7 separate regions of the Homo sapiens genome follow, and regions 1, 2, 3, 5, 6 and 7 are each linked to region 4. The links are chromatin loops, found by intact Hi-C in ENCODE. Cell type or tissue: HCT116. All regions are shown on one strand.

Evidence for each region. Hi-C counts contacts between places; a loop is a spot of excess contacts. Peaks named below come from ENCODE experiments on the same cell type or tissue, not always from the same donor. Only the 100,000 strongest peaks of a DNase experiment are listed, where the experiment ranks them.
Region 1: a loop joins it to region 4, with 13 times the contacts of the local background. A loop is called at or near these places in 40 of 110 quality-filtered maps.
Region 2: it touches region 4 in a loop (4-fold over the local background); 17 of 110 quality-filtered maps call a loop at or near these places.
Region 3: a loop joins it to region 4, with 2.6 times the contacts of the local background. A loop is called at or near these places in 12 of 110 quality-filtered maps.
Region 5: a loop joins it to region 4, with 4 times the contacts of the local background. A loop is called at or near these places in 3 of 110 quality-filtered maps.
Region 6: a loop joins it to region 4, with 17 times the contacts of the local background. A loop is called at or near these places in 85 of 110 quality-filtered maps.
Region 7: it touches region 4 in a loop (7-fold over the local background); 49 of 110 quality-filtered maps call a loop at or near these places.

The regions. Positions count from the first base shown.
Region 1 is chr9:5,423,212-5,427,211 of GRCh38, forward strand. All of the region lies in intron 3 of PLGRKT (plasminogen receptor with a C-terminal lysine), which reads right to left. Among named protein-coding and RNA genes, the nearest start is that of PLGRKT, 13 kb to the right of the region's middle. In HCT116, a CTCF peak has its summit at 2,015 (motif pointing left); a DNase peak (open chromatin) is centred at 2,013.
Region 2 is chr9:4,757,690-4,761,689 of GRCh38, forward strand. No RefSeq gene overlaps it. Among named protein-coding and RNA genes, the nearest start is that of AK3, 18 kb to the left of the region's middle. In HCT116, a CTCF peak has its summit at 1,815 (motif pointing right); a DNase peak (open chromatin) is centred at 1,798.
Region 3 is chr9:5,261,391-5,265,390 of GRCh38, forward strand. No RefSeq gene overlaps it. Among named protein-coding and RNA genes, the nearest start is that of INSL4, 32 kb to the left of the region's middle. In HCT116, a CTCF peak has its summit at 2,407 (motif pointing left); a DNase peak (open chromatin) is centred at 2,371.
Region 4 is chr9:5,184,503-5,188,502 of GRCh38, forward strand. It overlaps INSL6 (insulin like 6), which reads right to left and starts at 1,137. Exons shown (of 2, transcript NM_007179.3): 1 at 812-1,137. The coding sequence starts at 1,100. In HCT116, a CTCF peak has its summit at 2,085 (motif pointing right); a DNase peak (open chromatin) is centred at 2,129.
Region 5 is chr9:5,712,956-5,716,955 of GRCh38, forward strand. It overlaps RIC1 (RIC1 partner of RAB6A GEF complex), which reads left to right. Exons shown (of 26, transcript NM_020829.4): 4 at 941-1,048. Among named protein-coding and RNA genes, the nearest start is that of INCR1, 85 kb to the left of the region's middle. In HCT116, a CTCF peak has its summit at 2,343 (motif pointing left); a DNase peak (open chromatin) is centred at 2,316.
Region 6 is chr9:5,588,305-5,592,304 of GRCh38, forward strand. The region is part of intron 1 of INCR1 (interferon stimulated noncoding RNA 1); the gene reads right to left. Among named protein-coding and RNA genes, the nearest start is that of RIC1, 39 kb to the right of the region's middle. RefSeq lists an enhancer at 1,599-1,788. In HCT116, a CTCF peak has its summit at 1,907 (motif pointing left); a DNase peak (open chromatin) is centred at 1,897.
Region 7 is chr9:5,440,741-5,444,740 of GRCh38, forward strand. No RefSeq gene overlaps it. Among named protein-coding and RNA genes, the nearest start is that of PLGRKT, 4.8 kb to the left of the region's middle. In HCT116, a CTCF peak has its summit at 1,868 (motif pointing left); a DNase peak (open chromatin) is centred at 1,863.

The DNA of each region.
Region 1 (4,000 bases), 240 kb after region 4:
GAGCCTGAGTTCCTTGAAAGAGGGGATTGTGCTGTTTACCAAAGTATCTCTAGCTCCTAATTCAACTGGCACGTGATAGACACTCCATAAAGTGTACTAAATGTGTAAATGAATGTTGTAATGCCAAAGGAATACCTCCCAGTATGTGTCTGGAAGTATGTTTCTTTTTATAATTATATTTGGAACATACTGTATCTTTTACCTGCATGGTAAGATTTCACAGAAAACTAAGGGAGTCTATATACATTCTTCCTTCATTTTATCCTTACGTACACTCAGGCCTTTACAGACTTGTTTCTTCCCTCATATTCTACTGACATGGTTCCTCCCAGGCACTGACCTTTTTTAAAGGCCTTTGACTTCTCTGCAGCATTTGACACCGTTGAAAACACCTTCTTTCTTCTTGAAACACTCTATGAACAGATTGCCAGGCCCCAGGTACCTCAACTACAGCTCATTAAGAAATTCAGATGGGAAATTTCTTTTTTATTATTTTTCTTTTTTTTTTGAGACAAGGTCTCACTCTGTCACCCAGGTTGTAGTGTAGTGGCATAATCACAGCTCACTGCAACCCTGACCCCCCCAGGCTCAAGCAATCCTCCCACCTCAGACTCCTGAATAGCTGGAACTATAGGCACACATCACATTGCCCAGCTAATATATATGTAATATAGTCTATAATATATATTACATATATTAGATATTATATTACCTGTTATATATTATATATAGTAATATATGTAATATGTATGTGTAATACACAATATATGTAATATGTAATATATATGTATTTATTTCATCTATTATATATGACATATATTGTATATACCATATGCACACATCACATTGCCCAGCTAATATATATGTATAATATATAATATATATTATATATGTAATATAGTCTATATTATAATATATATTACATATATTATATATTACATGTAATAATATATATTATATATAGTAATAGATGTAATATGTATAATACATAATATATGTAATATGTAATATATATGTATTTATATGTGTCATATAGTATATATACACTATATGTCATATATTATATATAATATATATTAGATATTAGCTGGGCAATGTGATGTGTACCTATAGTATTATATATAATATATTATCATTAATAACATATAATACATAATGTAATAATATATAACATATTATAAAACATAATATATTATATATTAACATATAATATATAACATATTATAAAATATATTATATATTATAACATAATATATAACATATTATAAAATATAATATATATTATTAACATATAATATATAACATATAAATATATATTATTAACATATATGTTAATATGTTTATATAATACAATATAATATATATTACTTATTATATTATACAGTAATATAATATATTATTTATTATATTATATTATATTAATATATTTACATTATATATAATATAATTATATATTTTATATATATATATATATATATATACACACAGGGGGGGGAGAGAGGGAGAGACAGAGAGAGAGAGAGAGAAAGAGACAGAGTTTTGTCACGTTGCCCGGGCTGGTCCCAAACTCCTGGGCTTAAGTGATCCTCCTCCCAAGTAGCACGAGCCACCACGCCTGACTCATCTTTCGTGTTGTTTTGTAGAGATGGGGTTTCACCGTATTGACCAGGATTATAGGCGTGAGCTACCCCACCCAGCCTATACATATTAATATTAAATAACTGTATTTTTTGGTTTATAGCTATGCCTCATTTTCTTAACACCAAAGTCTAACAACAGATATAAAGGTCAAAGTCTAGATCTCATGCATTTTTAAAAAACCTTTAGTTTGTTGCTTGAACACAATAAACAACAAATAAACATCTATTTACTGCCCAGCTAATCTTTACATTGACCAAAAGTGCTTTGCCTACATAGCACTGCAGCACAGCATGGACCTATAGAATATGTTCTTCCCTCATTCTCAAAATGCTTTTCCAGCCACTCAGGTGACATAAAATTAGTTTAGGTGTGCCTCCTAGTGGCATTTTAAGGAAGTATTCATTTTTAGAGGAGTTTTTAGATGAGTTTACCACTCATCCACCATCCTAACACAGGCTAGAAAGAAACTGAAGTTTGTTGATAATCTGAAAATATCATTATAACTAGTAGCATGAATCCTCTCCATCACAATTTGAACCAAAGTCGTAAGTTAAAAAAAGAAAACCTTTTGATTTGAGGCCTTTCATAAATTTGGTTAACCAGACTCCAGTGATTGATTTAATTTCGTTTCCTGATTGGCTTACTATTAATTGAAAACTTGCTTGGTTTCTATCTCCATTATAGATTATATTAAATCACTGACAATCACCAATTATAATTATGTAGCATCACAGAAAAAGAAGGGAAAAAATGTTTCTCACCCCAGGCCATTACATTGCATTACAGTCCCCTAGAGAGATTAAAATAACAACTCTGTGAAGGTCTGAGGTGGGACCCAAACATTCAAAAGGCCCTAGATGAATCAAATGTGCAGCCAGGATTGGGAGCCTGACCAGTGGTATAAGAGATGGGGTTGAATCATGAGTGGTCTTTTCCCCCAAAAGAAAAAAACAATAACACAAAATTACTGAGCTGTGATTTATCTTTGTTTTTAATCAAAAAATAAAGAACTAAAAAAACTCCAGTAGGATAAGATTTTATTTATTAGGCTTTACTCTAATAAACGTTTTGCTTTATTTCTTCTATTTATCCTTCTCATGAGGTGCCATTAAATTTAAAAATAGCCAAAAGACTAAATCACAGGCTAAAGATGTTATTTAGACATGGTATTTCAATCAGAATCTTTTTTAAAACTTCATCTTTGAAGACCCTAAAAAGACAACATCTTCTAGCCCAGTAGTCAAGTCCATGCCATTTTCAGGGTCCTTTTCAACCCTAGGGACTTCTGGGACATGAGGTCAATTCCAGCCCAGCCTTAGCTATTTGGGTTCACTCAATACATAGGGAGGAGAACCCCCAGGGAGCTTCAGGAATATTGTCATAACAGAATTCTTAAGCTTAGTGGGAGATTCGCTGGTGTTCATCTTATTATACTCCATAACTTACATTTGATATAAATATACTCTGTGGTATATATCAAATACTTCATACTCTTAAAAAAGGAAAGAACAGCTCAAAACCCTAGAATGATGCTGGAAGTTTAATTCCTTCAAGTGGGACACATTCAAGGAACAAACCAATCTTCCGAAACTATTGTAGATGAGGATGTTTCTCTCTAGGCTGCCCCAGGGAGGATCAGAACTCAAGTATCTCTAGAGTTAGAACACTGGTTCAACCATGTGGGTCTATATTCCCCTGTTCATCCTTTCTTGAAATTAAGAAATAAATAATAAAGTGTATCTTGATCAACAAGAAAAACCTAGTCACCTTAAGCAACATATGTTAGGAGAATCAATCCACCATGGGACAAGTCTTCCTGCACGATCTTGCTGGGTAGGATGAGGTCACAGGCCCTGACTGCTCTTTAGCTGGGCCATTTCCCAGAGTTGTGTTTGCAGTAAGCAACCCTGAGGGATGAGGTACCATCTCCTTCCAGTCAAAGAGCAGACTTGCTCATCACTCATGATGAAAATGATAGAGTCCACAAGCTCAATGTACCTCAGCTATGTCACAAACCCAAAGCATCCATCCCAGCATCCAACGAGGCTCTCCTTCATCTCCTTTATGGGACTTGGAGTGCGTGCCGCTTTCTGTGCTACGAGTAATAAAGTCTTCTGCCAGCATCCATGAAATAATAACAGGCTAATTTATTACAGCAGTCCCCTCTTATCCACAGTTTTATTTTTCACAGTTTGAGTTACCCATGGTCAACCTCAGTCTGAAAATATTAAATGGAAAATTTCAGAAATAAACAATTCATAATTTTTAAATTACCCATCATTCTGAGTAATGTGATAAAATCTCCCACCATTCCTGCTGGGACATGAATCATCCCCTTGTCTAGTGTAGCCAAGCTGTC
Region 2 (4,000 bases), 430 kb before region 4:
GTAAATGGAGGGCCTTGTATACAAATAATCTCTTCAGACAAATTGTGTAATATGACATTGAAATTATCCTTCTCTTTACCTCTATCCCCCATCTTTGGCTCCAGTTTTTAAAGACTGCTATTAAAAGACAAATACATTAGCACATTAAGATATTGTCACCTAGCAATAACTTTTTAAAAGTTAATTAATCATATTAGTCACAGCAGACAGCAGAGCCACTATGCTTTGGGCACAGGGAGGTTGGGATTTGGATGGGATGGGAAAGGAATCCAGAATAATCTGGCTCTTGGCTCATGATGCTCTCAAAGAAAACTCCTGTACAGAAAGTGGGGGAAGGAGCCTCCAGACAAACCCTGCCCTCTTTGCAGTTTTGCTTCAGGCTTGTAATTCACTTTTCCTGAGAATGGCATGGAATTTGTGGATAAGCAGGTGAAAAACCATTCTTATCAAGTGTGGAGGGAAAAGAAAAGGTTTTGTTTGTTTGTTTGTTTGTTTTAAGACAGTCTTGCTCTGTCACCCCGCTCAGTGCAAACATGGCTCACTGCAGCCTCAACCTCCTGGGCTCAAGTGATCCTCTCACCTCAGTCTCTCCAGTACCTGGGACCACAGGTGCCTGATACCACACCCAGCTAATTTCTAATTTAGTAGCGGTGGGGTCTTGACATGTTGCCCAGGCTGGTCTCAAACTCCTGAGCTCAAACAATCTGCCTGCCTTGGCCTCCCAAAGTGTTGCGATTACAGGCGCAAGTCACTGATAAAAGATAAATTTTTAATCTGAGAAATATGAACCCCTTTACATTATCAGGCCCAGAGAGGCATTGGGATGTAACTGCAGTCACATCTCACTCCTTCTCGAGCTGAATAATGATCTCTTGAAGTCTCTTGCTATGAAGACTCTAGACTAACTGATGCCAATTAGCCATGAAATGCCATACACCCTATAGTTCAACAAAGTCTAGCCAATCACTAATCAGTGTTATTTCTGTAAGCCAATGAGAAATCCTAATGATCAATTTTGTAATTGCCCCCTCTCCTGATTCGTCTTATATTCTTTAAACATTCGAGGCTCTCTTTTTGTTCTTGGGAGCACTCTCCAAGGCAACTTGAAAGTGTGTCCCAGGCTGCAGTTCTCAACCTTGACCCCAATAAACTCTCTATATTAATTTCGCCTCAGCTTCTTCCTTTTAGGTCCACAGAAGCGTCAATTGGCCAGAAAAAAAAAAAAGAAAAGAAAACAAAAGAAAAAGAAAAGTAATAAACTCTGTTAGAAGCTAGGCTGGGCGCGGTGGCTCACGCCTGTAATCCCAGCACTTTGGGAGGCCGAGGCAGGTGGATCACCTGAGGTCGGAGTTCGAGACCAGCCTGGCCAACATGGTAAAACCCCATCTCTACTAAAAAATACAAAAAATAGTTGGGCGTGGTGGTGGACAGCTGTAATCCCAGCTACTCGGGATGCTGAGGAAGGAGAATCACTTGAACCCAGGAGGTGGAGGTTGTAGTGAGCCGAGATCGTGCCATTGCACTCCAGCCTGGGCAACAAGAGCGAAACTCAAAAAAAAAAAAATCATCTGGCCTAAATATCTTGGCTGGAGTCTCCTGCAGGAAAGACCCACTGTGACTAATGGAGTCCCGAAGTGGGCATAGAAGGTCATGGTTGAGAATTCTAAGCTGCTGTGAAGATGCCAGGCCCAGTTTTATGACTTCCCTCTGGTTCTATGCCACCCTCCCCTCAAGGTCCCCTCCCTGAGATGCCTGAGGCTCGGACCCCACCAGGGATGAAGGCTGCCGCCAGCGTGTGTTGCAGTTCCTGCGCCGCACAGAAGGGGGCGCCATTCCTGCATTATTTCTCCCGACCTAACTCCGGTAACGCAGCTCCTAGTTGTAGGGCCTATCTTATATTCGTTTTACAGTGTTTATTTTTTTTCTTTTTTCTTTTCTTCTTTTCTTTTCTTTTTTTTTTTTTGAGACGGAGTCTCTGTCACGCAGGCTGTAGTGCAGTGGCGCGATGTCGGCTCACTGCCTTAGCCTCCCAAGTAGCTGGGATAACAGGTGCAGGCCACCACACCTGGCTAATTATTGTGTTTTTAGTAGGGACGGGGTTTCAACATGTTGGCCAGGCTGGTCTCGAACTCCTGACCTCAAGTGATCCACTCACCACCACCTCCCAAAGTGCTGGGATTACAGGCGTGAGCCATCGCTCCTGGCACATTTCACAGTTTCGAGAGCACTGTCTCATTTCACCCTTTAGACCAACCACGCAATGATTAAGGGCAGGCTCTATTATCCCTGTTCTACAGACAGAAAACAGAGACAGCCAGCTTAAGCGACAGTGTCAGACAATTCGGTAATTCGTTTGGTTCCTGACCAGTGCTTTTCCCACTCTGCTGTCCAGCATAAAACAGGGTTGTCAAGGACAACTGGGAAATGAACACAGACCCCAGAACTCCCTGACAAAAGGAGAGAAGACAGACTCCCTTATCCATGCCACACGATAGATGGCCTTGGGTACACTGCTTCTCTCGGGAGGTTTAGAAATCAAATTGAGTCTGCTCCTAGGTTCCAAACACAATTAAATTTAGCTTTGTTGGGTCATTCTGTGGTCAGGCTGTAAGTTCAGCTTGGTCAAGGGGAAGGAAGGGAATAAGCAGAAGCTGTGGGTTGGGCACCTGTCCTTTTGCCTACTCAGTGCCGCTCTTCTTGTGGACATAAAGACACCCATGTAACCCCTCATGGCTACAAGCTGGGAAAACTCTAAAATGATTGCTCTTTCAAAATTTTTTAACTGACAAATAAAAATTGTATATATTTATGGTGTCCCACATGATATTTGATATACGTCCACATTGTGGAATGGCAAAATCAATCTAATTAACATATACATTACCTCACATTTCTTTTTGTGTGTGGTGAGAACACTTAAAATCCACTCTCTTAGCAATTTTCTAGTATACAATACATTGTTACTAACTACAGTCTCCATGGATCTCTTGAACTTCTTCCTCCTGTGACATGAGCCACCATGCCTGGCCTCCTCTTTCCCTTTGTGTCTCTTGTTTTTTCTTTTTTTGAGACACGGTCTCACCCTGTTGCCCAGGCTGGAGTGCAGTGGTGCAATCTCAGCTCACTGCAACCTCCACCTCCTGGGTTCAAGCGATTCTCCTGCCTCAGCCTCCCAAGTAGCTGGGATTAGGGGTGAGCCACCGTGCCCAGGCTCCCTTTTGTGTCCCTTTTACTCTTCCTTGACCCACTGCCCCCAACCCTGTCCCTCCCTCTGTATACTCTTAGAAAATGACATCTGATCACCCAAGCCGGATGTCCTGCACCCTCAGCATTGCTGCCAAGAGAGATCTTCCAAAAATGCAGATCTTCTCAAGTCATTCTCCTGCTTAAAATTTCTGCATTCCCTGGATCTTTGGGGAGAAAGATAGCTTGGTATTCCAGGCACTTCGTTTTCCCTTTTTTTTTTTTTTTTTTTTTTTGAGACAGAGTCTTGCTCTGTCTCCCAGGCTGGAGTGCAGTGGTGCTATCTTGGCTCACTGCAACCTCTGCCTCCCGGATTCAAGTGATTCTCCTGCCTCAGCCTCCCGAGTAGCTGGGATTACAGGCGCCCACCACCACACCTGGCTAATTTTTGTATTTTTAGTAGAGACAGAGTTTTGCCGTGTTGGCCAGGCTGGTCTTGAAACTCCTGACCTCAAGGTAATCCTCCTGCCTTGGCCTCCCAAAGTGCTGGGATTACAGATGTGAGCCACTGTCCCTGGCCCCAGGCCCTTCATTTTCTGACACTGCCACATTCTCCTTCCTTCCAGCCTCCCACACTGCTCTCAGGGCCCATGGAGTTTCATGCCCTCTTAACTTCCATATTTTATGCCCTATGTATGATTCCCCTGCTCCCCTTCTTCATCTCACCAACTTTTATTCATCTAGAGTCTTACCTTCTGGGAAGCCTTCTCTATTCTTTTCCTTAGTCTGATTAGGCATCCCTTCTCTGTGTCCCTAG
Region 3 (4,000 bases), 77 kb after region 4:
TCAGCTTTACCCTAGCTTAAAACAATCCTTTAACTTTCTAAACTTAGGCGAGAAATCCACAGTCCCATGCCTTCTTATAAACTTTTACCAAAAACACATTTCACATTCTTTACTTTGCATGTAAAACTGTTTCTATTTCCCAAAGATTACTTTAGTCACGTGAACTAAAAGGCATTACACTTTTAACTTTTCTGACAAAGTATTTGATTTAAGCTCTTATTATTATTAAACTAATTAATAAAAGCTCTTTTGTATAAAAGCATTACACACACAACACATGTATAACTACACAGAGAGAAGATCCAGTAGTTGTAAGATTTTTCATTTGCCAGTTTTTAAGTTCTTTTAAATTGGATTACTGGGTTTAGTCTAGAGGCCTTGGAAGAACAGGGCCAGGAAAGCATGCATTTTCTAGGGCCTAACAGAATAAGCAGGCACAGCTGGAAGGCAAAACAGATCCCCAAAATTAAGGGTCCCATTTTTATATCAGATGTTGCTTCCCCCACCTCCAAAAAGAAAAACAGAGCCTTAGATTTTGAGGGGGTCTATCCGTTTCCAATTCCTGGGGTTCGTGAGGAAAACAGGATTTTTTTCCAAAATGGGGTCTCTGGCACCTCCTCTTTTCCCCAAGGAGTTCCAGGCTGCTAGAGCTTGAGTATCCACTTTTAATTAAGCTGACTTTTAACTATAGTGTTCTTTTTAAAAAGTCCTTTTAAATCTTTTGTTATCCAACCTTGGCTAGGCCAAATGGCCAATATTTGCTCAGAGAAAGGAAAATTGAAGATGGCTCATGGAGGGGAGGAGAATCAACAAATGGTGTAAAGGTCACACAGGTATCAAATCAGAAAGTACTCATTCCCTAAGCTGGGACTTGAACCCTGAACCCAGGAAACCATTGTGAAAAGAGAAAGCATGGCCACATGGTTACGAGGTTGAACTCCCAAGGACATGACTGACCAGTTTGCTGGGCTGTCTTGAAGAGCAGGCTTATGGGGTCCTAGGCATGCATTTTACCTCATGGTACCCCTCTTTACGACAGAACAATACAGAAAGACATACAAAGCACACCAGATTCACTACAGCTTAAGACCAGCCTCAGAATTCTTTTCTATATTAATCAAAATTTAGAGGAGATAAACAGTGACTTCTACCATTCAATTAACCAGTTTGCACAGACAGAGACAGAGGCCAGAGTCTGACTGGTAAGAAATTATTACCCTTTTGCTGTCATGCCAGGCTTCTGGGTTCCCTTTCCCTGAGTGGCTCTTGTGACCCTGCTTGCCACACTATAGCCCTGGGGGCCAAGTTGCATCATAAAGAAAAATCATCTTTTTCGTTTTGTTTTGTTTTGTTTTGAGGAATCACAGGCAAAGCCCTGTCAGTTTTGCAAGTTACCACCCAAGGGGTTGCAAGGGGTAACCCAATGAACATTTTTCATTCTGGCCAGAGCAAAATACACGTGACAAAACATAGACCTTAGCCACTCTGCTTAGCACTCAGTATTGAACTTGCAAGGCTCAAACTTGCCCCGGGTTGGGCCCCGTCATCTTTAATCCATTTTTAGCCATGAGGGACCTTACTCACGGGAGGGCCTCTAACCCAATCCCATCCTTTACTCTGGTAAAATATACCTCATTACGTATCCAAAGTCAGCCAATTGGTGCTGCGGTCTATTTCCTTTGGATTAGGACAGTAATTAAGCTGAAAGATTAGCAGACTTAATTTTGGGGATCCCTCATTTTCAAATGCACTTCAGTGTGTTGTGTTTTATTTAGAACATTCTGCTATAAGTTACCTTTAGTAAGATTTTGCTGTTTCTGTAAGATTTCGCTGCTGCTGTGCCAAACACGTAAGCCGAAGGAACTCAGTTTTTCAGAAATTAAGGATCCCATTTTTACCTAAAATATTGGCTTTGTTCTCAGGTTTCCTTGATTAACTTAGCCAACAATTTTTTTTCCCTACCTAAGCATGCAAGAAAAATGAAACAAAGGGGGTAGAACACAAAAATTCCTGTGAATTTTTAAAAGCCAAATTTTACACCTCTACTATATTATCATTTGCTACCAGTTTCTTTCTGACCCAGTCAGATGTTAAGAGGCCTCTAACTGGATCCAAGGCAATTAATTCCCATATCAAATCCATTCCTGGACCCAGTCCAGTTTCTGTTGTGACTTCCAAACCCAGTTTGGAGCAGAAATTTGCTCAGAGAAACTCAGAGGGCTCAAAACACAAATCTGTGAAGCTCTGAAATCCAAGAGAGAACTTACTCATGATCCCCAGCTGCTCTGAGATCAGTGGACACAAGTGGGTCCTGAAGGTACCTTCCTCGTTCACTCAGCACTCCTGAGGGTTGTTAGAAGCTCTACTCCGGACCTCACTTCTGACACCTTCTGGTAAAAGAAAAACTTCAGCTGAATTAAATTTAAAGGAGTAACTGAGCAATGAATAACTCACAAATTGGGCAGCTCTCAGAGTCGCAGCAGATTTAGAGAGACTCCAGGGGTGCCTTATGGTGAAAAAAATTTATACACAAAAATAGTAAAGTGACATACAGAAATCAAAAGTGAGGTACAGAAACAGCTGGATGGGTTACAGCTTGGCATTTGCCTTATTTGAACACAGTTGGAACACTCAGCAGTGTATGACTGGTTGAAGTATGGCTGCTGGGACTGGCCAAGACTCAGCGATTGTTACAGGCACACACTCCTAAGTTAGGTTTTCAATCTTGCCTGCGTATTAAGTTAGGTAATAACTTACTCAAATACAGAAGTACAGAGTCCTTCTCAGACCATCAAACTAAATATAGTTTGCTTTTACAATGCTCTGGTGTTGGGTGCATACATATTTAGGTTGGTTACATCCCCTTGTTGAATTGACTCCTCTATCATTATATAATTACTTTCTTTGTCTTCTTTTTTATTTTTTTTACCATTTTGATATAAAATCTGCTTTATCTAATGTAAGTATAACTACTCCTGCTTGCTTTTGGTTTCTGTTTGTGTGAAGTATCTTTTACCACTCCTTTACCTTTCACCTGTAAGTGTCTTTACCACTAAGGTCAGTTTCTTGTAAGGAGAATATAGTTGTTTCATGTCTTTAAATCCATTTAGCCAATCTGTATCTTTTAATTTATTTATATTAATTTATTTACAAATATTATTTACATTTAATTTATTTACATTCAAGGTTAATATTGGTATTTGAGGTTTTATTCCTTCATAATGTTAATTGTTATCTAATTGTTTTGTAGATTTTTTTTCCTTTTCCCCTTCCTATCTGTTTGTAGTTTAGTGGAGTTCTTTCATGTTACCATTTGATTTCTTTCTCTTCCTCCTTTGTGTAATTGTTTTGTAAGACCTATGAGTTTTTACTTTTATGTGTTTTATGATGGTGAATAATGAACTTTCATTTCTATGTTTAGAACTCCTTTGAGCATTTCTGGTCTGGTGGTGAATTCCATCAGTGTTTGCTTATCTGGAAAATACTTTATTTCTTCTTCATTTATGAAGCTTATTTAGGCAGGACATAAAATTCATAATTGACATGTTTTTCTTTAAGCACTAGGAAAATCCTGATCTCTTCTGGCTTGTAAGGTTTCTGCTAAGAAGTCCACTGTTAGTTTCATGGGGTTTTCTTTTTAGGTGACTAGATGTTTTTTTCTCACTGATTTTAGAATTTTTTTCTTCATATTGACTTTAGACAGTCTGATGAATATATGTCATAAAGTCTATCTTGCAATGTGTATTTTTCTGGTGTTCTTTTGGCCTCTTGTACCTGGATGTCTAAATCTTTTGCTAGACTAGGCAAGTGTTTGTCAATTATTTTCCTAAACAGGTTTTCTAAACATTTTGCTTTATCTTCTCCTTCAGGCATACCAACGATTGGTAGGTTTGGTCACTTCATGTAGTCTCATTGATTGATTTTCTCATTTCTTTTTATTGGTTTTCAGATTTCTTTTGGATCTCACTGAGATTCTTTAAAAATAAGTTTTGCATTATTT
Region 4 (4,000 bases):
GCATATTAAACACATGCGATGTGCTAGGCCATCTGCTAAGCATTTCAGACAAAAATATGCATGAAATAGTCCCTATAATACAGTATGGTATATAGGGCTGACTTTATGGGACTGAAACCTATGTAGTCACACAGGCCTTGCATTTGGTTTAAATGTTCCTTTGTTGTTCTGAATAAATTTACCTTTGAAACTTTAAGTGAATGAAATACAAGTACGTAAACTCTTAAATGAAGCCTGATAGGAGAACGGACCAGGCCTATCTCCTGGTACGTGACCAGGGGATATGGACAAGTAAGGAAAACAGTTTTATATTTTACTACCTTTATTTTCATGGCCCTTTCCTGCTTTTTTGAACAAGGTACTCTGCATTTTTATCTTCTACAAGGTTGGGCTGATTCTGTAGCCAATGACGACAGTCAAATACAACTATGTGCTAGATACTGTGGTAGAAAGGACAATGGAGCCATTGGCCATGAAAAGGTCAATGATGACTTCACAGGGAAAATGATACTTAAGTTGGGCTTTGAAGGACAAAAAGGAGTTTGCCAGATGACTGGCACTCCAGAAAAGAACAACATTCTTACATAAATATGTAGACTTACAAGTGTACATTTATTTCCTCCAAGTTAAAAAAAAAAGCGCTTCATTGAAGTTTTGTATATTTTCAATACACTGTTTTTTACAATTTTTTAAAGAGCTGTGTACTAGGCACAAATTCCACTTCCTGGGGAAGCTCACCTTCTGGCAGAGCAAATGCAGGAATAAGAAATATACAGAGGTGAACAAACATGCCTTCGGTTTCGATTTTTACCTGGGTTTGTGCCTCTTCCCCGGGCCGGGGAAGCGGTTTGCGGGCTTTCGAACTGGTATGGGCTGTAGGCTTCGACCTTCTCCGAGGCCTGTGCAATCAACCGTGAGAAAGGGGTTTCCTCCTCGAAACGGAACTGGCTCCAGTTGGCATGGCCGCAGAGTTTTTCTATTTCTTTCACCAAGTACCTGCCGCACAGCTTCCTGGCACTGCTGATGTCGCTCAGTTCACGAGAAAACCGAACCAGCAGGAGTCCAAGCCACAGCAGGGACAAGCGGAGGAGCCGCGGCATCCCTGTGACCCCAGGCTAGTCCTCCGCGTTGTGCAATGGCGGTCGGCCGGACCCTGCTCCCTGTCTGCGCCTGCGCCAGGCCGAGCGGCGCGCACAAACACTGCGGAATTCCGAGCGCGTGGGGGCGTCGCCAGAACTTCAAGGGAAGGCGCGCGCCGGCTGCGTCAAGGCTTTCCCGCCAGCTCAGGGGTCTCAGGTGGTCGAAGGTAGCAGGCCCTGGCTCCTAAAATGAAAGCCAAAAATCCCCTCACTACCCCGCCACCCCCTAGTTTGATTCATTTTTCTTTCCTTCCTCAATGGGAGATTCCTCACCAAGCGTGAGAACATAGGATCCCTGTTACCTGATAACGTAGGTTAAAAAGTGTTGCTCCCTCCACCTGGAATGCGTTTCTCGTTCTTGTTTGCCAGGTTGTTAATAAAGCTTCGTCTCCCTCACAGAAACCCCCTGTCATCTCTTTCACGGTGTTAATCGACCTGTTTCCATTTGTGGGCGTGTAACCTCTTTCCTGAGACCCCCGCTTCATGAAGGCAAGGGCCTGCGTCTGTTCTTGCTTTCCATCGTACCCCGGGATCTGGCATTTAGCTGGCAATCAAATATGTGGTGAAACGTTTAAGTGTTGCATATGGCCATGTGCGTTTAGTCAGGTTCAAAGCTTCTTCAGAAAAATCCTACTGGTTCACAGGGAGGCATGGGCCTTAGCCTCAATCTCCAGAAAAAAGAAGTAGGGACGCTGTCTTGAGGTACCTGGGATGGAAATCTGGTTCTTTCGGTTAGATAATGTAGAGGATTGTGTATTACCAAATTAACTTGTGACAGGGACCCCTAGAGGATTTGCCTTGTAAGAATAACAGCATGCAGCATGAAATGCTCATTTAGGTGAGATAATTTTGCTCAGTTAGGAGGGAAGGGGCAGGGAAGCGAAGCGCAATCGGCATAGGTAGCTTTATCATTTTAAATGAAGTTCTGTGTTACTAGTGTGTTGGCGTGGAAGGATGTACTATCGGCCACAAGAGGGCATTCGGTGGCTGTCTCAGGAATAAGGTTCAGGATGCTGAAGCCACAGGTGCAAGCTTATCAGTGATCTCACCATTTCCCTATACAATTTTATTTTTTTCTCCCTTTCTTTTCTGTCTTCTGACTCTATGTCTTTTTCTTAATTTTCCGTTTCCCTATCTTTTCCCTGCTTCCCAGTGGCATCCATGAATGCTGTTAAATTAACTGCCAATTGGATTTTTTAAATGGTTGATATAATATAGATTAGTAAAATTTAATCACCTTCCTTAAAAAATAACTTATGTCCAAACTATAGTGGGCCATGAGTCCTAGTCAGAACTTTATCAGGTAAGGTTTTTGAGAACGGAAAATATTAATCATACTGAGATGAATGTAAGCCTTGTGGTAACCACAAGGCAAAACCTATAGTAGATATATAAAAGATAAAAAAGAAGAAATCAAGCATACCACTACAGGATATCATCTAATCACAAAGAGAACAAGAGAAAAAGAAAAGAACAAAGGATCTACAAAATAACCACTAAACAATTAACAAAATGCAGTAGTAAATTCTAACCCATCAATAACTACTTTGAATGTAAATGGATTATGTTCTTTGATCAAAAAACAGGGCTGAATGGATAAAAAAAAAAAGACTCAACTATATACTGCCCACAAGAGACTCATCAAAAGACTTGAACTATACTTTGGAACAAGTGGAGCTAACAGATATTTATGGGACATTCCATCCAACAGCAACAGAATACGCATTCTTCTAAAATGCACAGAGAACATTCACCAGAATAGATCATATGTTATGCTACAAAGCAAGTCCTAATAAATTTAGAAGAATAAAATAATATCAAATATCTTTTCTGGCCACAATGGAATGAAAGTAGAAATCAATAAAAGGAGGAACTTTTGAAAACTCACAAATATGTGGAAATTAAAGAACATGTTCCTAACTACCAGTGGGTCAAAGAAGAAATATAAAGGGAGTTTAAAAAATATCTTGAGACAGGCTGGGCTCAGTGGCTCATGCCTGTAATCCCAGCACTTTGGGAGGCTGAGGTGAGTGGATCACTTGAGGCCAAGAGCTCAAGACCAGCCTGGCCAACATGGTGAAACCCTGTCTCTACTAAAAATACGAAAAATTAGTCAGGTGTGGTGGCAGGCACCTGTAATCCCTGCTGCTCAGGAGGCTGAGGCAGGAGAATGGCTTGAACCTGGGAAGCGGAGGTTGCAGTGAGCTGAGAGGGCATCACTGCACTCCAGCCTGTGTGACAGAGTGAGACTCCATCTCAAAAACTCCAAAATGGAAACACAACATACCAAAATTTATGGTATGCAGCAAACACAGTGCTGAGAGAGAAGTTTATAGTAATAAGCACCTATGTCAAAAAAGATCTCAAATAAACAACTTAACATTGTATTTCAAGGAACTAGAAGAACAAAGTAAGCCCAAGCTTAGCAGAAAGAAGAAAATAACGAAAGTCCAACAAAAAAATTTTAAAAATAGAGGCTAGCAAAACAATAGAAAAGTTTAACAAAACTAAAGTTGGTTCTTTCAAAAGATGACCAGGATTAGGGACCCACTTAAATAAGCAATCTAGCTGCCCCTTGGCAGGGTGGATGTGCTGCACTGGTGGGAATCCCCCTTGTCTGGGCTGCCCTTACTCTTCAGAGCCAGCAGGCAGAAAAGACTAAGATGGCTGATCCACAATACCACAGCCACTTCTCCTCCCAGGGGCTCCTCTCAGGGATATCAGAGTTCTGTCCATGAACCCCTGGCTGGGGATGCTGAGATTCCCATAGCGGGGGCCCCTGCCTGGTGAGGAGGAGTGGATCAGGATCCTGCTTAAAGAAGCAGTCTGGCTACAAACTGACCCAGCAGCTGTGCTGCACT
Region 5 (4,000 bases), 530 kb after region 4:
AATAGTCTGTAACAAAAAAATAAGCAAAAATAAGTAAGAAAGAAAACTAAAAAAATGAGCATCAAAATATATTTCCCAAAGCCAGGAACTTTGAAAGCTATTGGACTTGTTTGCCTCTTTGTGCATATTTTAATAGTATCGACAAATTATAGGAATGTACTTGACTGGAAAGGGAGAGATGACATCAGCAGGCTAATTGTTGCCACAAGTGATAGCTGATGGTGAGAGACAGATAACTGTTAAATTCCAGCACAGGCACTGAAGAAGATACTGGTCTACCATGCCATGTGGAGATAAAGAATACAAAACAACCTGTAGTCCTTTGAAGGGTCGTGTGTGACAGTTCAGTTAAGTTGGCATTGACCCAGCACTCTACTGCAGCTATTTGATGCCAGGGATTTAAAATTTTAGGTATTTAGCTACTTATTACTAAGTAACTTGTGAAACATCTCCTAATTGCACCCTTGAATTTCACCTTAATTCTGATTCACACCCAAAGAATAGGAATGAAGGATAAGGTGTGGAGTAAGTAAAGATGAAGCCACACGATTTGGATCACTGGGACAGATACTGTATAGAATGATACTTTTTTCCATAGTTGTCCACCTTAGAAAGGGCCCTCAGGAATTTTAAACAAAATGCCTGTTGGTTCTCTTTAGAGTTAGTTCACTTTTATTTCAAGTGGGTTTTTTTCTCAGATTCTCTGCTCTTCTTCCCACCCTCCTAACACAAATTACATTGGTCAAACATTTATTTCCAATTGATAAGTAGATAATGTCTGCTATAATAGAATTTAAGTCTGTTTTTCATTTGAGAATCTGAAGGATGAATACCTGATTTGTAAGTTTTATTTCATTTACTTTATTTGATTGTATGTGTATTAGCCACAGAATGGAGGCAAATTCAGCATCTTTCTTTAACTCTATGCTGTTTGTTTTAGAGGAAGTCCACAAATGAAGGGGACACCCCATTTTAAGGAAGAACAGTGTGCTCCAGCATTAAATTTGGAGATGAGGAAAATACTGGATTTACAAGCACCCATCATGAGGTACAGTACTTTGGTTAAATTTGACATTGTGTGATGACAGTAGACAATGTAGTTCGTAAATCCCATGACCAACAGGAAAGTTAGTTTAATTTCTTTTAATTCAAGATAACTTCTTAGTTCTGGAAATGCTTGATTAACCCTTATAAGACAATGGAAGTTTTACAGATGGCACTTAATACTTAAATTATTATAATAAAATTGAATATACCAACTATAATCTTATTTTGAAATTTATATTTTATAAGGTCTAGAATTGTTTGATTGAGTGATAACAGTCCATATTTCCCAAAACAATACTGATGAAAGCACACAAGTTGAGGAAAAGAGAAAGTGCCTTTGTTTCCAAAGTTGCCATAAGCTTCTGGGAAGTTTATATACACTTGGAAGAAAGTTACACTTTTTCATCCAAGTATGAATAAAGGTTTTATGACAAAGTGGCCAGAAATACCAGAATACCAAAAATCTATTTTATACCCATTGGTAGAAAAAATCTTACCTACAATTTGGCTTTATTTCTTTAATTGTTGTTCCACTATTGATGTTTTAGTTGTCACTTAGTTTAGCTGCATATCTTTTCCATTGTGTAGATATAAGAAAATTTATTTAAACGATACGCAGCTGTAAAAACATTGAGGACATTCTTTATGGAAAAAAATCTTTCCAAATATGTTGTTGGGTGAAAAAAGCAAAATGCTTATGTTGCTAATGTTTGTTTTTAAAAGGGAGATGAGGTATCTCCATCTTGTTTAAAAGAGAGAGCATGTATTTTTCTGGAAGAATACATAAGAAACTGGGGATGAGAACTGAGTAGCTATGGGACAGGTTTGGGGGAAAAGCTTTTTATTGTGTACTCTTTTTTAATATTGAACTATGTAAATGTATTGAATTATATGAATGTCATGCTACTTTTAAAAAAATCCCTCTGACTCACAGTTCTAAGTAAAGGTTTATTTCACCATTTCTCTTGTTAGAGTACTGTACAGAATGATACTGAAACATTAAAACTATGCAAGTGGCTGGGTATTGTCTTGCCTTGTTTGGTCCATCCCCTTCATATCTTATTCTCATAGAAAAGAACACAATTATTATTTGCTTAAATGTAATCAGTGTTACAGAAGATTGAGTTCAAAGTTACTCATCGCCTTGGTCACAAGGTTATTCATCACTTCACATTTTATTTATTTCAGCATGGGAATCGTTTTCAAGAAAGTAACTTGATACATAAGGAATTCTGAGTGTCTGTAGGTACCAAGAAAAGGTGGAATTGTACAGGCTTGGCTTTCTACCTCCACCTGGTGGGAAACCTTGTATGGTGCATGGAAATAGAATAGAAAAAGAGCCAAAAAGAAAAAAAAACAATTCTGCCATCTTGTCCAAGTTTAACCTGTCAGGTGCTAGGTTTTAATCTATGAATTTAGGTGGTTGGAAATCTGTAAGGTTTCTCTCAAAACTCCAGTGAAATAACTGCATTTCAGAACAAAGTTATCAGCACCTGAAACACATAACTGCTGGAAATTTGAAATTTGCTATAGATTTTAAATCGAGTGAGAAGACATGAAACTTAGATTTTTATAACCAATTATTTTCCCTCCTGTCACCACAAATATAAGTCAGATAAGGCTAGGATATTGGTTATGCTGTTGCTTATAGGGGTAAGAGTACTATCTCATCTTTTATTTTTGATTTGAAGAAAAAATATTAATGTTAAGCATCTAACTTTTGTTATTAATTGAGGATAGAGAATGTTTAGAAGGTAAAAACATAATTTTAATGAGAGTTTCCCCTCCCCTCCCTTCCCCTCCCCTCCCATCCCCTTCCCTACCTCTCTCCCCACTCCTCCGACAGGGTCTCACCTTGTCACCCAGGCTGAAGTGCAGTGGCACAATCACAGCTAATTGCAGCGGCATGATCACAGCTCACTGCAGCCTCAGCCTCCTGGGCTCCAGTGATCTCACCTCAGCCTATCAAGTAGCTGGGACTACAGGCACACGTCACAGCACGCTAATTTTTTGTACTTTATTGTAGAGACAAGGTTTCACCATGTTGTTGAGGCTGGTCTCAAACTCCTAAGCTCAAGCGATCTCCCCTCCTTGGCCTCTCAAAGTGCTGGGATTGCAGGTGTTGAGCCACCACACCCAGCCAAGATCCTAAATTTAAACATACATTTAACACACACGCACACCTGGGATACCACATAGCTCTCATAAAATTAATGAAGTCAATGATTGAAGAGGCTCTCTAAGGATATAACTTAGAGTGTATTTACCTAAATTTTTAAATGTACTCATTAACAGTTGTGATATTAAAAATATTTCAGAACCAGGCTGGGCACGGTGGCTCATGCCTATAATCCCAGCACTTTGGGAGGCCAAGGGGACAGAAGGGCAGATCATGAGGTCAGGAGTTTGAGACCAGCCTAGCCAACATAGTGAAACCCTGTCTCTACTAAAAATATAAAAATTAGCTGGGTGTGGTGGCACACGCCTGTACTCCCAGCTACTCAGGAGGCTGAGGCACAATAATTGCTTGAACCCGGGAGGCAGAGGTTGCAGTGAGCTGAGATTGTGCCACTGCACTCCAGCCAGGGCAACAGAGACTGTGTCTCAAAAGAAACAAAAATTTAAGAACCAATACAGCATGAAAAGACATGGGTTATTAGTTATCGAACAGGGTTCTGACATCGCCCTACTACGCCAATAATGAATCCTTCAGTTGGCCAGATTTTTCTGAGGGAGGGGAGTCAGTTGTAGCAAACACTTAGGTGACTTGGGGCAAGGTCTATTTACCAACATTTATAGAATTATTAGTATTTTAACAACTGACACCAGCTTTTTTATTTCTAAATTTTTTTAGAGGTGGTAGTCTCACTGTGCTGCTCAGTTGGTCTCGAGCTCCTGGGCTCAAGCATTCCTCCTGCCTCAGCCTCCTAGTAGCTGGGATTATAGGCACAAG
Region 6 (4,000 bases), 400 kb after region 4:
GCCTTTATGCAAAAGTGAAAATCTTGGGATTCTCAGAAATATGCTCTCAACAGTAAATGCCCTATGTAACAAGGTGCACCAGCTTAGGCTGGGGCCATTGGGCCCATAAAATCTTCATTGTTAAAGTTAAGAAGTTGGGTACAAGGACAGAGAAAAGCTACTATTCCCAAGTTGCCAAATTAAAAAAATTACCTATCTGGAAGGTAAATTTTTTTTACCCCTTAACAGATCTTTAAGTGTATAATAGAAGGGAGATTCAAAATTTACATTTGAAACTGATTGTTTGAGGGGAAAAAATCTAAATAAAAATTTTAACAATCATATAAATATAAAGCCAAGATCTTAATCTGGAATGGGAAGGTTAAGACCATTCATTAATTCAACAAATATTTACTGAGCAGCCCTGAGACTGTTTTCCTTGGGGTCTGGGAAGGGGAGCCATGGTCAATGGACTCTTGTTATCTGTAGGAATATTGATCCCTACCACAAGGTAGAGGGACAGGGAATAAAGGGGAGATAGTCCTCCTATGAGATAAAGGTAGGGGATGTTCTACAGGGCCCAGTTTTATATTTTTCTTTTCTGCCTTGTTATTTCTTCTCATGATTTTCTTTCAGTAAAATCTCTTTCCCACATCTCTTTCAGTAAAATTTTGTTAAATGATAGTCTTGTTCTCTGTTTTGGGGAATTACAAGATGGACTCTTAATGGGGCTCTATTAGTAGATGGTAAGAATTCCTGGGAATTTCCAGAAATTCTTTGGGAAAAGTCAGAGACTAATCTTCTCACAGTTACATAAGGGGATGAAGCTGAAAGTTATTTGGGCATTAATTAGAAGTGTGGCCCACTGAAGGCTGGTGAAATCTGGACACCTCTGCTATACATGGTCCTTGTGGATGGTTTGAATGATATTCCCAAATTGGCTGGGCACATTCCCATGATATCAGGCCGATGGGCATTAAAAATGCAAATTAGTTCACATGCTGGGGTACAATGCCCTGAACCAGCTGACTTTAATGGACTGCAGATTGCCAATCCAAGGCTATGTTCTTTCATTCCTTTCCTTGCCTTACTTACTTATCATTCATCCTTCCCCTAAGTTCTCTTGGGCCTATTGCCCAAATAAAAGTGAAGAAGAAATTAACACATATGAAAGCGTGCTATGCTAAGTACCATGTGGGGTGTGTTTTGCATGAATTATTTTACTTAACCCCTTACAACACCTTGGCAAGATAGGCAGGATTATCCCCATTTTATTGATGAGAAATGAAAGCTGAGAGTCCTATCTCCCAAGTAACACAGCCAGGTATTATAACAGTCCTGGGGTCCACATACAGGCTTACATAACTCCAAAGTTCTTTACATCATACCACCAAGAAAAATGTATTTTAAGATTCACCTAATTAAAACATAATTAAGAAGAACAATGTATTGGGAGAGATGCTTACTGTTTCTAAGCAAACATACGTGATTGCCTATCAATGAACAATGACCTCAAGCTGTAACTCAAACCGGAGCTGCAGGGGGCTCAGATTCAAACACTTCCTCTCCACTTACAAAACTGCCACAAAGGAAAATGAAATGGTAAAAGGCAGTTTCTGCCAAATCTTGGCAAAACCAGCTAAACTTTCTTGGTCAGTGGGAGTAGAAGGGGTGATATCTCTCTGTCCTGAGGAATCAAAAAGTTGCCTACCAGGTTAATACATAATACAAATCTGACATTTCAAACACAAGTTGTTTTACATATCTGGGCTCAACAGTTTAAGTTTACAAAATATCCCCACCCATCCAAAATCATGTGTCCATATAAAGGCACATCTGTGGTCTACAGTTGGATAATTCACAGCCCTCTTATCTAGCACTGGTCATTAGAAATTAGGGCGGCTGTGTTACACAACCATGCAGATGGTGCCCCCTAGTGTTGCACAATGACAAAGCCCTGAAAGCAACCACCTGAAAGCACAATCTAGACGGGTGCTTCTCAAACGGACTGTGGTAAAAAATTGTTGTTACTTTGTTTTTTTCAACCTCCAATCCTTCACAGACCAATACTTTTAAAAGCTATAATAAAAATAATTTAGCAGAAAAATTAAATAAGTAAAGGTATTACAAATAGAAGACTTAATCTTTTTAACCATTAGATTCAATAGACTTAAAATTATTCTGTGAAATTGCTCTAAAGTTTCTACACTCAGTTCCTTTGCAGACCAGGAACAACAGTTTGTGGATGGGCACGAATGCACAGATCACGCTTTGACAAACACTATACTGCTTCACTTTTTTTCTTTCTTTTTTTTTTTTTTGAGACAAAGTCTCACTCTGTCGCCCAGGCTGGAGTGCAGTGGCGCGATCTTGGCTCATTGCAACCTCCGCCTCCCGGGTTCAAGCCATTCTCCTGCCTCAGCCTCCCAAGTAGCTGGAATTACAGGTTTGTGCCACCACTCCCAGCTAAATTTGTATATTTAGTAGAGACGGGGTTTCACCATGTTAGTCAGGCTGATCTCAAACTCCTGACTTCAGGTGATCCGCCCGCCTCGGCCTCCCAAAGTGCTGGGATTACAAGCATGAGCCACCACACCTGGCCCATTGCTTCACTTTCAGTTACAAAGACTTACCATGGGTTCCTTCTAAGGTACATTGAACCACTTGACCCTCAATGTGGTGTCCACCTATCAATTAACTACAAATTCTTTCTTTCCTCTTTTTTTTTTTTTTTTTTTAACTCAAGCAACCCACAGGCCGGTTTAAAGTGGTCTTTAATTACTGAAGACTTTCCCTTATTTAAAGAAATAGGGGAAACTTGGAGGTCTAGATTAGATTTCTTTCCAACGGTTGCTATGTAACTTTGTGACATTTGAAAGATTAAAGTTGCTTCTGACGGCACTACAGTAGAACCTCAATATTTGCATGTTTCTTCCTTAAATTTCCCCTTTCCCTGACACTGTACATACACTTTCTAAAATTTGTTTTTTAATTTTTACTTTTCACTTTTCAATTTTTAAGGAAATAGAGATGGGGTTTCACCATGTTGCCCAGGCTGGTCTCAAACTCCTGGGCTCAAGCGATCCACTCGCCCCAGCCTCCCAAAGTGCCTGGCCCCTGTAGGTACACTGTTAACAGAATCAGATACCAGTAGGAAAATGGTAAAAAGAGAATATGTAAGCAGAGATACCAATTTGTGGTAAGCATTCAAATTGGTTCTTATGTAGTCCTATTGTGGAATTTGATTTAAAAGCCAAAACAGACATCACTATATGTCCCCTTTATATCTTTCCTTCATCATCCTTGTTTTGTGGTAATATGCTTCTCTATCATCCATTGATAATAGAATTACAACATTATGGATTTTCTATGCTGATTTATCAGAAATAGATTGGGGTAATGGTGTTATTTCTCTTCTGTTTTCCCTCCCACAAAGTTTCCCTCTGTGCACCTCAAACTTACTCTTTAACCTAATCTTCTTTTGAGGGAAATTACTCAATGGTTTTTAGGGAATCAACTGAGCTCTGACCTCAGGGATCCACCAAAATCAGCCAGCCCTTCACTCAGTCAAGTTCAATAATTATTTTCCACAGGTGCTAAAACCCCAGTTGAACCTGGATATTTTCCCCCTTAATATCCCCTTTAGAGAAAAAGAATCAGAGAATCCCACATGTAGAGGAGTGAGCAGATAACAGAAACCCTGAAGCCTTCCAGATTTAACTGTTCCTGCTGTTCCAATGAGCCACCTGAGGCCACAGCGGGAGAAGATTTAACACAGGAAAGACAGTGGCTTTTACGGGCTTTGGAGAAGGGCCAGGGTCTCAAGGGAGATCAGAAAGTGTGTAGAAAGCCCTGTCGTTACTAGGAAAATGCAGGTATCAGTGCCTGACAGACAGTAGGTGCTCAATATATACATTATATAACCGAATGGTACAGTGAATTGGCAAAAGAAAAAAAGCAGAAAAGATGAAAGTGAAGCTAGGACAGGTAGAGATGGGATTACCTTTCTTTCCTCCTAGCA
Region 7 (4,000 bases), 260 kb after region 4:
TATCTAATCAAGGAGATGGCTTAGAGGAGCCTGACTAAAGTTTGGTCGAGGAGAAATCTTGTCAGACTCTGTCATTCTCATATGTAAGGGATGAGCTGCTCTTCATCTGAGCAAAGGAAAAGAATAAATTCTGGGTGACAAAACAATTAGACTGTCTAGGTTTTCTGTTTGCCTTCCATCATATTCATTCTCCTCACTTCCCTGCCCTGTTCTATACCCCAAAGCTGACCTCTTTGGACGGCACCACCTGGGCTCTCCTCAGCTGGTTTCCATTTGAGTTTGGACAGCGGGAGGCATTCAGGGAGATGGGAGGCAGGAGGAAAAAGACATCAGGGTATATTTTCTCTGTTCTTTCTCTGTTTGGGGCTGAGTATCTGGTGGTGGTTGTGTTTCTCCACAATTGCAGCTCTTGGCAAGCAGTCCCTTCTCCATGGCTCCAGCTCCATGGGCTCTGGAAACACTTTTCTCCTTTGCTATGTAGCCTAGAGAGAGCGCAGTCTTCCTGCTGTTGCTAGACTCTGGATGACTCAACTGGATGGTTCTCTTAGTCATACTCCTTTAAGTAGTGTCTTCACTAATATCTCTTTAATCAAACCAACTGAGTAAAATTCTGATTCCTGATGGATACATGTTAAACCGAAAACACACATTATAAATTTTCTTGTATGTATGATGTTTTTCATAATTTTAAAACATAAGTGAAAAAAGTGACCATAGAAAAATATGCCCAGGAAATTGAAAAAAAAAGTCTTGGTATAGATATTGGACACATTTTATAAAATGTGGAGTAAGAGGGTTAAAGGAAATTTATTTCAGAATCAAATGGCATATAACTTTAACTGGTATGTGAATTATTTTCAGTTGTATGAATTTGTGAATATATATGTGTACATTTTTATGCATATATATAAATATGTGTTTTATATCATCTTGCATTATAACATAAGGATTTTTATGTTGCTACATTGCATTTATATTTACCATTTTTAACAGCTAAAGGATTTTCAATAAGTGTGTATGTAACAACTTCCATTGCTGGATATTTCTCAGTATATATATGTATATATACATATGTGTGTATACATATATATATACATATGTGTATATATACATATGTATGTATATGTATATGTACGTATGTATGTGTATATATACATACATGTGTGTATACGCATATATACATATGTGTATATATACACGTATATACATGTGTGTATATATACACGTATATACGTGTGTATATACACACGTATATACATGTGTGTATATACATGTGTGTATATACACACGTATATACGTGTGTATATACACACGTATATACATGTGTGTATATACACACGTATATACATGTGTGTATATATACGTGTGTATATATATAAACACATATATATATGCACATGCATATGTATACACTGAGTTAAGTAGTATAAATATTTTAGAGAAAATTGATGTAAAATCCTCAACTCATTTGATGCTCCCTATCCCAGGACAGTAAAAATTGCCCAATATTTCCTTGGACCTCCATAAAGAAGCAGTTTTTCAAAAAATAAAGTGTTTGGAAGTTTAAGATGTGCCTAGCAGTGTCTCCTTTTAACAGAGATGCTTTCACAAGGATTTGAATTTCCCCATTGAGCTGGGAACCAGGTTTAGCCAAGAACTTCGGTCTGTGAAGGACTGCAAATAGTTGCACAGTGTGGGGCTGAGGCTAGAACCTCCTTAATATTAAACCATTCTGGGATGGTGCTCCCCAAATTCTGGATTTTAACCTTCACTCCAATCCTGGGGCACCTCTGTAGCTTGGGCATGACCTGGACACAAGCTTTGTGTAAGCCTTCTTTGGACTTCATCCATTCCTCAACGGTGACACCATGTGGCAGTGTAATATAATGGCATCAGTGGACTCAGATCCTGTTCTCTCCCTACCTAGAGATTTTTAAGATTAAGATATGTAATTCACAACCATAAAATGTACCACCTTAAATTGTACAATTTATTGGTTTTTCATACATTCAAAAAGTTGTACAACCACCACCATTATCTAATTCCATAACATTTTCTTCACCCTAGAAAGAAACCTCATACCTATTAGCAGCCACTCCCCAAACTCCCCATTCTCCCCATTCCCCCAGTTTCTGGGGACCCCTAACCTACTTTTTGTTTTTATAGATTTGCCTATTCTGGACATTTTATATAAATGGAAGCCTACAATCTATGGCCTTTTGTGTCTGGCTCCTTTTACTTAGTATGATCAAGGTTCATCCAAGTTGTAGCATGTACCAGTACTTCATTTCTTTTTATGTCTGATTAATGTTCCAATGTATGGATATACCACATTTTGTTTATCCATTCAAAATTGTGGGGCATTTGGATTGTTCCCATTTTTTTTGCTGTCATAAATAATGCTGCTAAGTTTTTGTATGAACGTATGTTTTCAATTCTCTTGGGTATATATGTAAAAGCAGAATTGCTGGGTCATATGGTAACTCTGCATTTAACTTTTTGGAGTTGAACAAATACACCATGCCAGCAGTGAATAAGGATGCTGATTTCACTATACCTTTGCACAATAGTTAAGAGCATAAACACTGGAACCAGATGTCTGGGTTCGAATCCCAGCTGTGCTATCTCCTAGCTGTGTCGTTTAGACAAGTTACTAAAGCTCTGTGCCTCAGTGTCCACATCTCTAAAATAGAGGCAATAATAGTACCTTCCTTACAGGATTGTTGTAAGATTTAAATGAGCTAATATGTGTAAATCACAAAAATAGGGTCTGACATTTTTTAAATGGTATATGTTTTACCATTGCTGCTATTTTAATCTTTATTATAATTATTGTGTTTTGTTTTGTTAATTTGATAGCTTTAAAAGGTAATGATACAGTTTATTGATGTTTGTTATGAAAAGGAGTAATTGGAGAAGATAAAAATGTAAGGGGTAATAAAGTCAAGGAAGGTTTTTTGAGCTGAAAATGATTATATTTCAGAGTGTAACCTGAATAAAACTGAGGCTTCACATGGCTCAGTCCATGCATGTAATAGCATTCTAAGAAAACATAAACTGAATGAAAACGTAAACTGTGAAGCATGAAGAATAATGAGGGTCTTCACCTTATGCTTTCTGAAGGAGTCCCCGCAAATGCTTCACACAGCATATTGAACAAGAAACTCCTAAAATCTTCTCTAGATATTTCTCTCTTTCCTATTTTTTCCCACTGACAGTAGCACCTTATATCTATCCTCCTCAACTGCGAGGTCACTACAGCACTATACTAAGCCCCTGTTAACTTCCTTCTCTTGAAACCCATGCAACTCACATGATCCTATTCTCAGCCTGTGAATCTCAGCCTCCTGCAATCCTGTGAAATTCAACTTGGTCTCCTACTCTGAATGTGTATAAAAATAACAGAGAACAGTTCCTGAACTCTGATGAGTAAAATGATCTACCTTATTACATGTGGTATTATAATAAATAAATATACATTAATTTCTTTCCCCATTTTCCAGCACACAGCTCCTAAAAGACTTGTAACTTCCTGAGTGATAGGTATGCTAGGTAAATTTTTTGTTCTATGTGACCTTCGACTCCAGTTCTTGACACAGAGCTCCTGATCCCTTGGAATTTCCATAGTGATAGGAGCATCTTTCATTCTCCTGAAGTAACTTGGTGGGCTTCTGGATGGGAGCTGGTCACAAGAATGACCAAGCCATGATTAGAAGCTTGGAACTTTCACCTCCTACCTCATCCTGTGAAAAGGGGAGAGGGGCTGAAGATTGAGGTAACAATTGCTGATGTGTACATGATGAAGTCCCCATAAAAATCCCTAAATGAGGGGATTTGGAGAGGTTCTGGAGGTGCTGAACGTGGAGGTGCTTGGAGGGTGGCCTATCCAGTTCATCTCCAGAGTTCACACACTCACCTAAGTGCTGATGCCCACCTGATGGCATTTCTCAGCCTCCGAGGCTTTCCTTCTTTGTACTTAGTCAAAAGAATGCTCTAATCC